2 separate regions of the Homo sapiens genome follow, and region 1 is linked to region 2. The links are chromatin loops, found by intact Hi-C in ENCODE. Cell type or tissue: dorsolateral prefrontal cortex. All regions are shown on one strand. Each heading gives the region's core, and the rest is flanking DNA. Links, peaks and the distances in the headings are about the cores only. Region 1 overlaps AHDC1 (AT-hook DNA binding motif containing 1). Region 2 holds the start of LINC02574 (long intergenic non-protein coding RNA 2574).

Region 1 (5,365 bases), core at 155-5,154, 120 kb before region 2:
GCGAGGGAGGGCCGGCTCTATGGTCCTGCATGAAGGTACAAGAGGCGAGGGTTGGAGGTGTGTGACTCACACAGGCTGGTCAGAGGCCCCGGAGTTCAGCCTCTGTCGGGTATTTACCTACCCATCACCAGCCGCTGACTACGTGCTCACTGTGTACCAGGGACCTGGCCAAGGGCTTCACGTGTAATCTCATTTAATTCTCACAAGAGATGCAGAGAGGTGACGTGACTCATCAGGTGACATGACTCACCAGGTCACCTAGCTGGTAAGGGATGGAACTGGGTTGTGCATAGAGGCCTATCTGTGTCCACAGGCAGGCTCCCAGCCACCACCCTCCAGTTCCGTGGCCCTGCTCTGGGACGTGGGAAGATAAGAAAGAAGAAGGGTGAGTCGGTATGGTCGTGGAGAGATTACATTTTCAGGAAATGAGGGCTCAGAACAAGGCCTGGCCTAAACATGGCTGCAGGAGTGGCAAGAGATAGGATCAGAGGGAGGATGGCCTCAGAGAGTGTGGGGAAGAACTTGTGCCCAGAAGAGTCAGGGCAGGACTGGCTGGGCCCTGACGTAAGGCCTCTTGCTCAGAGTCACAGGCAAGATCAAGTGACCTCTCGAGGTTTCAAGACACGAAGAGACAAAGCCCAGAGCAGCTGCGGCCTGGTCCAGGCCCGGGCATGCCTGCTGACCCCGGCTGGATGGTGGCCTTGGAAACTGCTTCCTGCTTCAGTCAGGCCCTAGCCGCGTAACCTTGGAGGACCTGTGACATTTCTCTTGGCCTCAGGTCAGGCCTGAGAGGGAGTAGGGAGGGGAGAGGGACTCGAGAATCCTGAACACCTTGGAGGGCCCTTCATACCCTCCCACCCCTGTCCCCAGGGTCTGATAGGGTCGATCTTTAGCCCACAGGGCCCAACGTGGAGCCAGTCTGTCTGGCTCTACTTTCCATCTAGAGGCCCAGAGAAGATGTCTGCACAGGGCCAAGGCCCCCTCCTTGCTTGACCCGTTCTGTTCCCCGTCCCATCAGCCACAGCTCTCAGATCAGTCAGGCTCCACATTCCCCATTCTGTCTCCTCTGAGCTTTTATCTTCTAATCCACATTGGGATGTGACCTGCCTTTGCCCACAGTTCCCTCTGCCCAGAATGCCCTTCCCCCGGTCTCCATGTGTGCAAACCTTGCCTATTCTTGAAGGTTGAGCTCCAGTGCAGCTTCTTCCACAGAACCTCAAAATCCATTTAAGATGTCAGACCCAGCAAGAGTTGTGGGGACTGGGGCGGGTGCGGTGGCTCACACCTGTAATCCCAGCACTTTGGGAGGCTGAGGCAGGTGATTCACAAGGTCAGGAGTTCGAGAACAGCCTGACCAATGTGGTGAAACCCCATCTCTACTAAAAATACAAAAAAGTTAGCTGGGCACAGTGGTGCGCCCCTGTAATCCCAGCTACAGGAAGCTGAGGCAGGAGAATCGCTTGAACCCAGGAGGCAGAGGCTGCAGTGAGCCGAGATCGTGCCACTGCACTCCAGCCTCGGCGACACAGTGAGGCTCCATCTCAAAAAGAAAAAAAAAAAAAAGTGTAGGGATTGTCCAATCCAACCTATCCTTTTGCAGATGGGGAATCAGGCGTGGGGAGATGAGAGGCAGCCATATGGCAGAGCACCCAGGCTCAGGAGGGACAGTACTGGGTTCTAATCCTGGCTCCACTATCTGCCAATGGATCCCCTGGGCAAGGTTCAGAGCTGCACCCATTTCCTCAACTCTAATGTGGGATAGGGCGGGAGGCAGGGGGTTGTGGTGGGGAGACACACCCCACCTCATAGTCTGCTGTGAAGGGTCAGTGAGGCAGCGTTACATAAAGGGCCCAGCACAAATGTCCCTTTTCTCATCAAGGGGGCAGAGGGCTGACTTCTGACCACAACACCCAGCTGTCCAGCAAATCTTTGTTTCTCACTGCCTCTGGGCACCTGCCACTCTCTGCCAGGTGTTTTCAGGTTTTTTGTGTACTTGTTTTAGTTTCCTGGGGTGGAGGCTGAACTGGAGGACAGGGGTCATGCCTGCTTTGTCTCCCCAGTACCCAGCACTGGATGGACACACAGGGGCTCAGGTTGGGAAACTAAGCTCAACTGCTGCTTCTCCAGTGCCTGGCGTCAAAACTGCTCACTGCTATTGGTGAATGAGCGTGTCCTTGTCCTCTCTGCTTAAGCCCTCTGTTGAGAGTGGCAACTCCCTCTATGAACTTTTTCCTTGCCACTCTCCTTCTCTGTATCTCCAACTCTTTCTCATTCCCGTGGTGATTTTGATCATCCCCTGGCACTGGGGGGTTGCCCTAGAGCCTGTGGGTCATCTTAGATAGAGAGAGGGGGCAGCCGTCCCACCACCTTGGCCTGGGCCATCATCACTGCATGTGTGGACTACTGCAGCTGGTCTCCCTGCTTCAACACTAGCCCTGCTCCACGGTGGCCTGGGGAATTCCAGCAGGGAACTCTTCAGTGGATCCCCACGTGTCTGGGAATGAAATTCAGACTCCTTCTAATGCCCCGCATGATCTGGCCTCGCTTGCCTCATCCCCTCACTTAGCTTTACTGCCTTCCCATAGGCAGTTTCTTAAAGCTGAGTCCCTTCCTGCCTCCAGGCTTTCCACACTGCTGTTCCCTCTGCCCAGAATGTTCTTCCCCCTCCCCGCCAGCTGTTCAGCCCCATCATTCCTCAGGCCTCAGCTTCAAGGTCCGGTCAGCATGCTGTGTGCGCTCACAAGCTTCTAGCTTTTTTCTCTTGTACAGTGCTTCCCACAGCTGGAATCAACACATGCTTAATGCCACTGTTTGCTGTCTTTCCCTCTAAATGGGAAGCCCCCTGAGGACCAGTACCTCATTTGTGGTGTTCACTGTGGTGCCCCCAATGCCTGGCTTCTAGTGGGTGCTGGACAGATGTCTCTAGAACAATGGAATGCATTGGTTTGAGGACAGCGCAGTTAACTCACAGCCCTGAGTGGGGAGCAGGGCCAGAATGTGGGGCTGGATGGCATCCCAGTTCCTCCTGCGTTCAGGCCTCACTGGGTGGTTCCATTATGTACTTCACTGAGCTGTGACCTGCCCAAACACCCAGCCCCCACACCCGTCCATTTTCCCACCCAGAGCCTGGGAGGAACGGTTTTTGGATTATTTCACATTTCTGGATTATCCATGAGACATCTCCCCGCCAGTGAGAAGGATCAAGAGTTTGACATTTTAAACCCTAAGCAGTTTCTCCCTGGCCTGCTTCAGATCTGAGGCTCTGCTGGTTGCAATGAGACGCATGGGGAATGGAAGGCCATTTTAATCTTGGCCTGGCTTCATCAGGAAGGAAAAGATGCTGCCAAAAAAAAAAAAAAAGTTTGCTTCATTGTCTCTGCCATGCAGAGCTGCGAGAGCCTAAGGGATTATCAAAGTAAATTTCCTTGAAAAGATGGGGAAACTGAGGCCCAGAGAGGGGCAAAAGCTTGGTCAAGGGCATGTGGGAAGTTGGTGGCCAATCTGGGAATGGTCCTCCCGGAGGCCTCCGGACTCCTGCATGCTGCCCTTTGTCACCTTCAGGCACCAGGGGAGCTGGGGTCTGGCAGAGAGGGGGCAACAAGTTTCCACTGACATGACTTCAGGACCCTGAGTCACCCTGGCCTTGAATGGCCTCCCAGAGCACGGATGGGACTTTCCAGGAGCCCAGCTACTCCTCCAGGAAGAGAAACTCCCAGGAAGCTTCAGTGGCAGCAGAGGTGAAGGGTGAGGGACGCAGGCATGCCCCCAGTCTGCCCCATCACCAACCACCACATCTGGGCCAATTTTGTGACAGATCTGTTGTCCAAAAGTGGGGCCAGTGGCGGCTGTATTTCGGGAGCAGGCTGTTCTTCAAGAAGATGGCTCCTTCAACCTTGTTCCCTTTGATCATTTTGGGGGCATTTTCTGTCTTTTATTTTCCTTTTTTAAAACACCAAATCTTGAGAATACTAAAACTGACTCCAACTAATGAGGTCACAGTACCTGATAAAAACAGTATCAAAACATTTAACACTCTTTAACTGAACTCTCAGAAAAGTCTTTGGCTTCAGGAAAGGGACTGGCTTTTCTAGGGTCAAAATACCTTTGCCTGAAGATAGCCTCACTGGCTGCAGGTTTGCAGGGACAGTGGGACCCCAGCACCCCTTCTCCACTTCTGGGTCCCTACCCCACATGCTCCTGGCCACACCTAGCCTATCTCAGACCAAAGATGTTGGAAAATAGCCTTTGGGGGTACCTTGGGAGGCCAAGAGAGGACATTTTGGACCATCCTGTGAAGCCCTTGCAGAGTGTGTGACCACGCCACACTGGCCACTCTTGGCCTGGCCCTCACCAGGCTGCCTCTTAGAATCAGTGAAGCTCCCAGGGAAATGGGGGTGCCAGCAGGGCTGGTCCTCTGGATAGGCCCTGGGTAGACGACCGTCCAACCTGCTTCTCCCTTCACCTGTCTCACACAGGGCGATACAAATGCCCACCCTTATCAGCGTATTTCCTGGGAAATACTCACTTCCTGCCCAAGACATAGCATGAACAAATAATTGAAAGCTTAATAAACCAAACTACAGGGCCCCATCCAGTGTGTAGTCCTCTGGCCATTTCAATTCACAAGACCCCCCCGAACGTTCAAGCCCCCTGCTGAGTTCCCAGCCCAAGCACCCCATCTCCTCCTGAGACTGTCCGCAACAGCGAATCCTGAATCCCTACACCCTGCTCTCAGTCCCCAGCCTTGCCCTTAAATCCTGCATTTGCTTCCTGCACTCCATACCTCTGTCCTTGCCTAAGCTCTGATGTCCTCTTCCCACCCCCAGGCCTCTGCCCACTGCGCCCACATCCCCAGACTCACCCAGGAACAAAACCTCGCGGTCCAGTCGGCACTTCAGTTGGCACTACAGGGATGTGACGGTGAATGTGTCCTCGGGGTGAGGTTCCGCCATGGGCCCCAGGAAGCCGCTCTTGGGGCCCCCACCCAGGCCAGGATGCGCCTGGGGCATAAAGCCTGGGTACCTGTAGGCGGTGTCCTGCAGGGGCAGCAGCGAGTCCCTCGGCACGGGGGACAGGGTCAAGTCACTAAGGAGTGGGCAGCCATAGCCAGCAGCGGCTGCAGCAGGGCCACGGGGTGGGCCAGGGGGCCGGGCCATTTCCAGTGGCTCCTTGTCGGCCTTGGGCGTGGCTGGTGGGCTAGCCAGGTGAGGGGCACTGAGGCACGCGGCCTCCGTCCTGCCCAGGAAGTCAGCCAGCAGCCCTGTACCCACCTTGCCTTCATAGGGCGGGCTGCGGGCAGCTGAGCCTGGAGGGTACCAATAGGCTGTGCCCTTGCAGCTGGGGGAATCGTAGTGGGGCTGGCCCA
Region 2 (5,365 bases), core at 175-5,174:
GGGTTCAAATCCTTGTCCTGTCACTTGCTAGCTGCTTGCCTTAGGGAAATTATTTAACCTCTCTGTACCTTGATCTCTTCATCTGTAAAATGCGGATCCTAAGAACACCCGAGAGAATTATTGTAAGGATGAAAAGAGTTAATATATGTAAAACTTTGGACCTGGGTGTTTGGAGCTGGGCTCTGAGGCTGAGGACTGGGACTTGGGTACTTGGGGTTGGGTACCCGGGCCTACTTCTTGGAGTCACCAAGACTCTATGTCTTTACTGGCTTTATACAGAAAATTAAAAGAGTGACATGGAGAGCAAGCTGTTCCCACACCGTGAGTGAGACACAGGTATCCATACAATTTTAAGCTCTCAGATGATTCCAAGGGGCAGACAAGTTGGCAATTACTATGGTAGAGAGAAACAAGGAGGCAATTTTAAAGTAGGTGGTCAGGGAGGGCTTCTCTGAGGAGGTGACATTTGAGTGAAGACCAAAGAGTGCAGAAGGAGCCATCACTGAAAAGTTAGGGGGAAAAGCCTTTGGGAAGGTGTCTGGCCTAGGCACCGGCATGCCTGGAGGTGTCTTTGGCCCAAGTGTGAAAGACTGAAGGAGAAATGGGCTTAGTTTGGTGGGTTCCAAGGATAGTGATCATGGCTGAGTGAAGACCCCTACCCCTTCTGCAGATCAGAACCTGGAGCAGTTAAACCACGCTGTGCCCTGGTAGCTGTGGGTGCTGGGAGGCAAGCTCTACTGGTTCATCAAGAATTTGTGGTCAGGCTGAGGCAGGCAGATCACCTAAAGTCAGGAGTTCAAGACCAGCCTGGCCAACATGGCGAAACCCCGTAGCTACTAAACATACAAATATTAGCCGGGCATGGTGGCACGCACCAGTAATCCCAGCTACTCGGGAGGCTGAGGCAGGAGACTCGCTTGAACCCGGGAGGTGGAGGTTGCAGTGAGCCGAGATCGCACCATTGCACCATTGCCCTCCAGCCTGGGTGACAGAGCGAAACTCCATCTAAAAAAAAAAAAAAAAAAAAAAAACTAGCTGGATGTGGTGGTCCATGCCTGTGGTCCCAATTGGGAGGCTAAGGTGGGAGGATCACTTGAGCCCAGGAGGTCAAGGCTGCAGTGAGCCGTGATTGTGCTACTGCACTCCAGCCTGGGCGACAGAGCAAGACCCTGTCTCAAAAAAAAAAAAAAATCTCTCCTGTGGGCCCATGCCATTTGTTCACACAGATAATGAACCAGTGGGCCTCTGCCAGCTTCTGACTTGGCACTGGACGTTTCTCTGGGAACTGGTGCTTGGAGCGGGGAAATGGGGGCTGGATTTCTGGGACTGGGTTCTGAGGCTGGGGACTGGGACTTGGATACTGGGGGGTAGGTGCTTGGACTTGCTTTTTGGAATAACCAAGGCTCCATTTCTTTACTGGCCTCTACAGATGAGCCTGTTCCCTAACCTGACTATCCTTTCTGTGGCTTCACGGCACAGAACTTCACAAGTGTGACCTTACCTTGTCTCAGCTGTCTGTTCCATGGAGACCCAGAAAGAGGGAAAGAGAAGGCTGCTCTGGACCTGTTCATGGGGCCTTCCTGGGACCCCTTTTCCGCCCGCTAAGCCAGGAAGCCTATGCTCCCTCATCTTCCACCCCTCCCCCAGCCATCTGCTTAAAGGAAGTGGCTCCTCTGTTCTTCACAGGAAGCCACAGGCCTCCCCTGCCTCGGCAGCCTCCAGCTACTGTTGCCCCAGACCCTCGGCTGGCCCAGACCCCCCTTTCCAGGCAGAATCTAGTGATGCCCAGTTCCCAGCATCCCCCTCTGCTGCCCAGCCAAGAAGTGCGTGTGGTGTGCTCCTCTCGTTAACTTTCATCCTTGTGACTTGGGTCTGGGAGCGCAGGCAGTGAGCCTGGAGGTGAGACCTGACTACAGGAGTTTGGAGATCCCCAAGTTGTAGGACTGAGGACTTGAAGGGAAGAGGAGGTGGGCCCTGGAGGGATTCTCTGATGGACCACTCTTGTGAGCTTCAGTAGCTCCTGCTGCTGAGCAGGGGCGAGGTCTATTCATTTCCGTCTCTATTTAACCCTGGTTGCCTGCCCCAGAGAGGGCTGTTGGTAATCGTGGAGCTGCTAAAGGCTGATGAGGGCTGATGGAGTCCAAGATAGGACTGTACTGCCACCTGGTGGTCAGATCCGCACATAGCACCATGAAATTGTGAGAGCCCCTGCCGGGAGAGTGGTGATTCAAGGGTATGGGGGACCTGGAAGGCCCTTAAAGAACAAGGAAATCCCTAAAGTATTTTATTTAAGAGCAAGACGCTCCTAACTTGAGCACTGGAGAAAGACATTCTAGGTCTGGACGAGAGTTCAACTCCTTCCCTTCCCCATTTTACAATCTGGGAAACAGGTCCAGAGAAAAGTGATGAGGACAGAGAACCTCTACATTGGCAGTCAGAGATGGGATCTATTTTTGGACTCTTTTTTTTTTTTTTTTTGGAGACGGAGTCTCACTCTGTCGCCCAGGCTGGAGTGCAATGGGGTGATCTTGGCTCACTGCAACCTCCACCTCCTGGGTTCAAGCGATTCTCCTGCCTCAGCCTCCCGAGTAACTGGGACTACAGGCGCCCGCCACCACACCCGGCTAATTTTTGTATTTTTAGTAGAGACAAGCCCTGCTAGTTTCTAGTTACCCTCATTTGTGACCAAACATGGTATCGCCCCGCACCGTCACCCACTTTAGTCACCAAAGTTGGCACTACAGAGTGGCTTTTGGCTGCTTCCAAAAATAAAATTCATCCTCAGAAAGCCAGGATCTGACAAGGCTGAGGGGACTCAGAAGCATGCGCTTCAGGCTCAGCAGATGTTTTAGAGGAGGAAGCCCTGGAGACCACAATATGTAACACCCCCAGCCCTAGTTTTGAAAACAAAGAAGGCCGAGTGCAGTGGATCACGCCTGTAATCCCTGCACTTTTGGAGGTCGAGGTGGGCAGATCACTTGAGGTCAGGAGTTCGAGACCAGCCTAGCCAACATGGTGAAACCCCGTCTCTACTAAAAATACAAAAATTAGCCGGGCGTGGTGGCACACACCTATAATCCCAGCTACTTGAGAGGCCGAGGCACAAGAATTGCTTGAACCCAGGAGGTGGAGGTTGCAGTGAGCTGAGATCTCACCACTGCACTCCAGCCTGGGCGACAGAGCAAGATTCTTCGTCTCAAACAACAACAACAAAAACAAGGAAGCTGGGACCCCAAGAGAGTACTTAACTTGTCTGAGGTGACTCAGCCCTGGAGCTGGGCGGGGACACAGCCATGTGTCTCTCTGAAGGTTGCTGCCAGGGAGGCATCTAAAAGTGCATTGAGGCCAGGTGCGGTGGCTCACGCCTGTAATCCAAGCACTTTGGGAGTGATCCTCAGGCGGATCACCTGAGGTCAGGAGTTCAAAACTAACTTGGCCAATGTGGCGAAACCCCTTCTGTACTAAAACTACAAAAATTAGCTGGGGGCGGTGGCAGGTGTCTGTAATCCCAGCTACTTGGGAGACTGAGGCAGGAGAATCGCTTGAACCTGGGAGGCAGAAGCTGCAGTGAGCCAAGATCACGCCACTGCACTCCAGCCTGCGCAGCAGAGTGAGACTCTGTCTCAAGAAAAATAATTAATTAAAAGTGTGTTGAGCATCTCTCGACTCGCGATGGTGAATTCTGGTGTGTGTTCACCCTTCTGCCACAGGCTTTGCAGATAGGATGATTGTGGTCCCTGGCAAGGATTGTGGTCCCTGGCAAGGGTGAGGGTGGGTGAAAGGAGATGGGGGCGGGGAGGTGGTGACAGGGAAGGAAAAGGTGGGGTCCTCATTTGTGCATCGTGAGCCTCAAGTAGGTAGGAACTGGGTCCCATCCGCTGTGGTGTCCTTTGCCCCTGCCATCACTTACAGAATGAAGGCAAGGAGTTATCCTGCGCAGGCCGGTCCCAAGGGATCCTGGGGAAGGTGGAGTCTCCCATAAAGAACTGGTCATTTCCAGTGTCATTCAGCCTGAGGACTGCTGAGGCCTCAGATCTAAAATCCTGGGGCAGGGCTGCCCATCTCTCTGGCCTTGATGTTGTCCAAGGGAATAAGTGGAGGGGGCTTCTTCTAAGGGCAGAGACCCTAGTTTGGTGCCAACTTTGGAAGAAAGGAAGAATATGGTCTGTGAGCCCCAGAGAGTAAACCCTGACTCCAAAGTCAGATGAGCTAATTCCTGGTTGTCACTTGGCTGTTCCCTCTTTGTTTTATGCAAGTCCTTCATCAATCATAACTGACATTTACGGAATGCTTCCTATGTGCTTGGGTTGTCTTCTCCTTCCTATTCAGAAGGGCTGTGAATTCCATATGCAAACTGTTCTCCCTATCCCCAGAGTCCTATGAGGAAAGGGGGACCTTGCCGAGCCCTCGAAAAGCTGCTGTTACGCCCTTTCCCCAGAGCGAAGGGCTGGCCTTTATTCTCCATCTGAGGGTGATCACTAGCGCTTCTTGAGAGAACGGAGACCTGGCTTCTCCATCTCTGCCTAATCAGAGAAGTACCTGGAAGCTTCTCTCAGTGAGAACAAACTGAGTTCTGCCTCCCCAAGCACCCTGTGGAATCAAGCCTGTCCATTTATACAGGAGGACCTGCTAGGCAGGAGTCCAGAGGAGGGGATGTCTGAACTGAGTCTGGAAGGATGGAAGGGAGTTTTTCAGGCAGATGAGCTTCTGAAGGCATCCAGGTAGAGACCAACATGTGCTAAGGCCCAGAAACAAAATCAACTGGTTGTGTTCCAGGAGCTGTGGTTGACTCGAGGGGAAAATGGGAATGGGGGTGTGTGGATGGTGCAGGCCAGAGCCAGATTGTTTTGGGCTTCTCACTGCAAACATGATTGACAGCAGGACAAAGTGTTTTCTGGGTGAAGTTTATTCTGTTTTCACATCTAGGTTGTTGGGGAGAGTGATAGACAAAGTTCTGGATTCTGGGCATCGTCGGCGCATGCTTGTAATCCTACTTGGGAGGTTGAGACAGGAGGATCACTTGAGGCTAGGAGTTGGAGGCTGCAGTGTACTATGTTCGCATCTGTGAATAGCCACTGCACTCTAGCCTGGACAATATAGTGAGAACCCATCTCAAAAAAAAAAAAAAAAAAAAAAAGGCAAAGTTCTAGATCCTAACTGGAAGAGTTAGGCCAAGAAGGAAGAAGAGGTTCTGGGAGCTGCTGGCTACTCCTCATCCTCCTCACTATCGAGATACTTGTGGGTGGCGTAGCCCATCAGGGCACCAATATTACCTATGACGACGCTGCTGCCACCAGCCCCTGTAAAGCAAACACAGATGAGTCACTGGGGCCCAAGTGCCAGGCCTGGGAATCCAAATGTCTGG

What was found. A loop is a pair of places that touch in the nucleus more often than their neighbours do. Peaks named below come from ENCODE experiments on the same cell type or tissue, not always from the same donor. Only the 100,000 strongest peaks of a DNase experiment are listed, where the experiment ranks them.
Region 1: a loop joins it to region 2, with 2.5 times the contacts of the local background. A loop is called at or near these places in 48 of 110 quality-filtered maps.

The regions. Positions count from the first base shown.
Region 1 is chr1:27,542,400-27,547,764 of GRCh38, forward strand. AHDC1 (AT-hook DNA binding motif containing 1) reads right to left here. Exons shown (of 9, transcript NM_001371928.1): 8 at 4,862-5,365. The coding sequence ends at 4,905. Among named protein-coding and RNA genes, the nearest start is that of WASF2, 55 kb to the left of the region's middle. RefSeq lists enhancers at 99-617, 618-1,135. In dorsolateral prefrontal cortex, for the core only: no CTCF peak of the experiment used is centred there; a DNase peak (open chromatin) is centred at 3,024; H3K27ac peaks cover 5,000 bases.
Region 2 is chr1:27,661,176-27,666,540 of GRCh38, forward strand. IFI6 (interferon alpha inducible protein 6) reads right to left here. Exons shown (of 5, transcript NM_002038.4): 5 at 4,889-5,300. The coding sequence ends at 5,206. LINC02574 (long intergenic non-protein coding RNA 2574) reads right to left here and starts at 1,547. Exons shown (of 2, transcript NR_151722.1): 1 at 1,502-1,547. RefSeq lists enhancers at 1,163-1,678, 1,400-1,609, 1,679-2,194. In dorsolateral prefrontal cortex, for the core only: CTCF peaks have their summits at 2,170 (motif pointing left) and 2,369; DNase peaks (open chromatin) are centred at 1,258, 2,166 and 2,701; H3K27ac peaks cover 820 bases.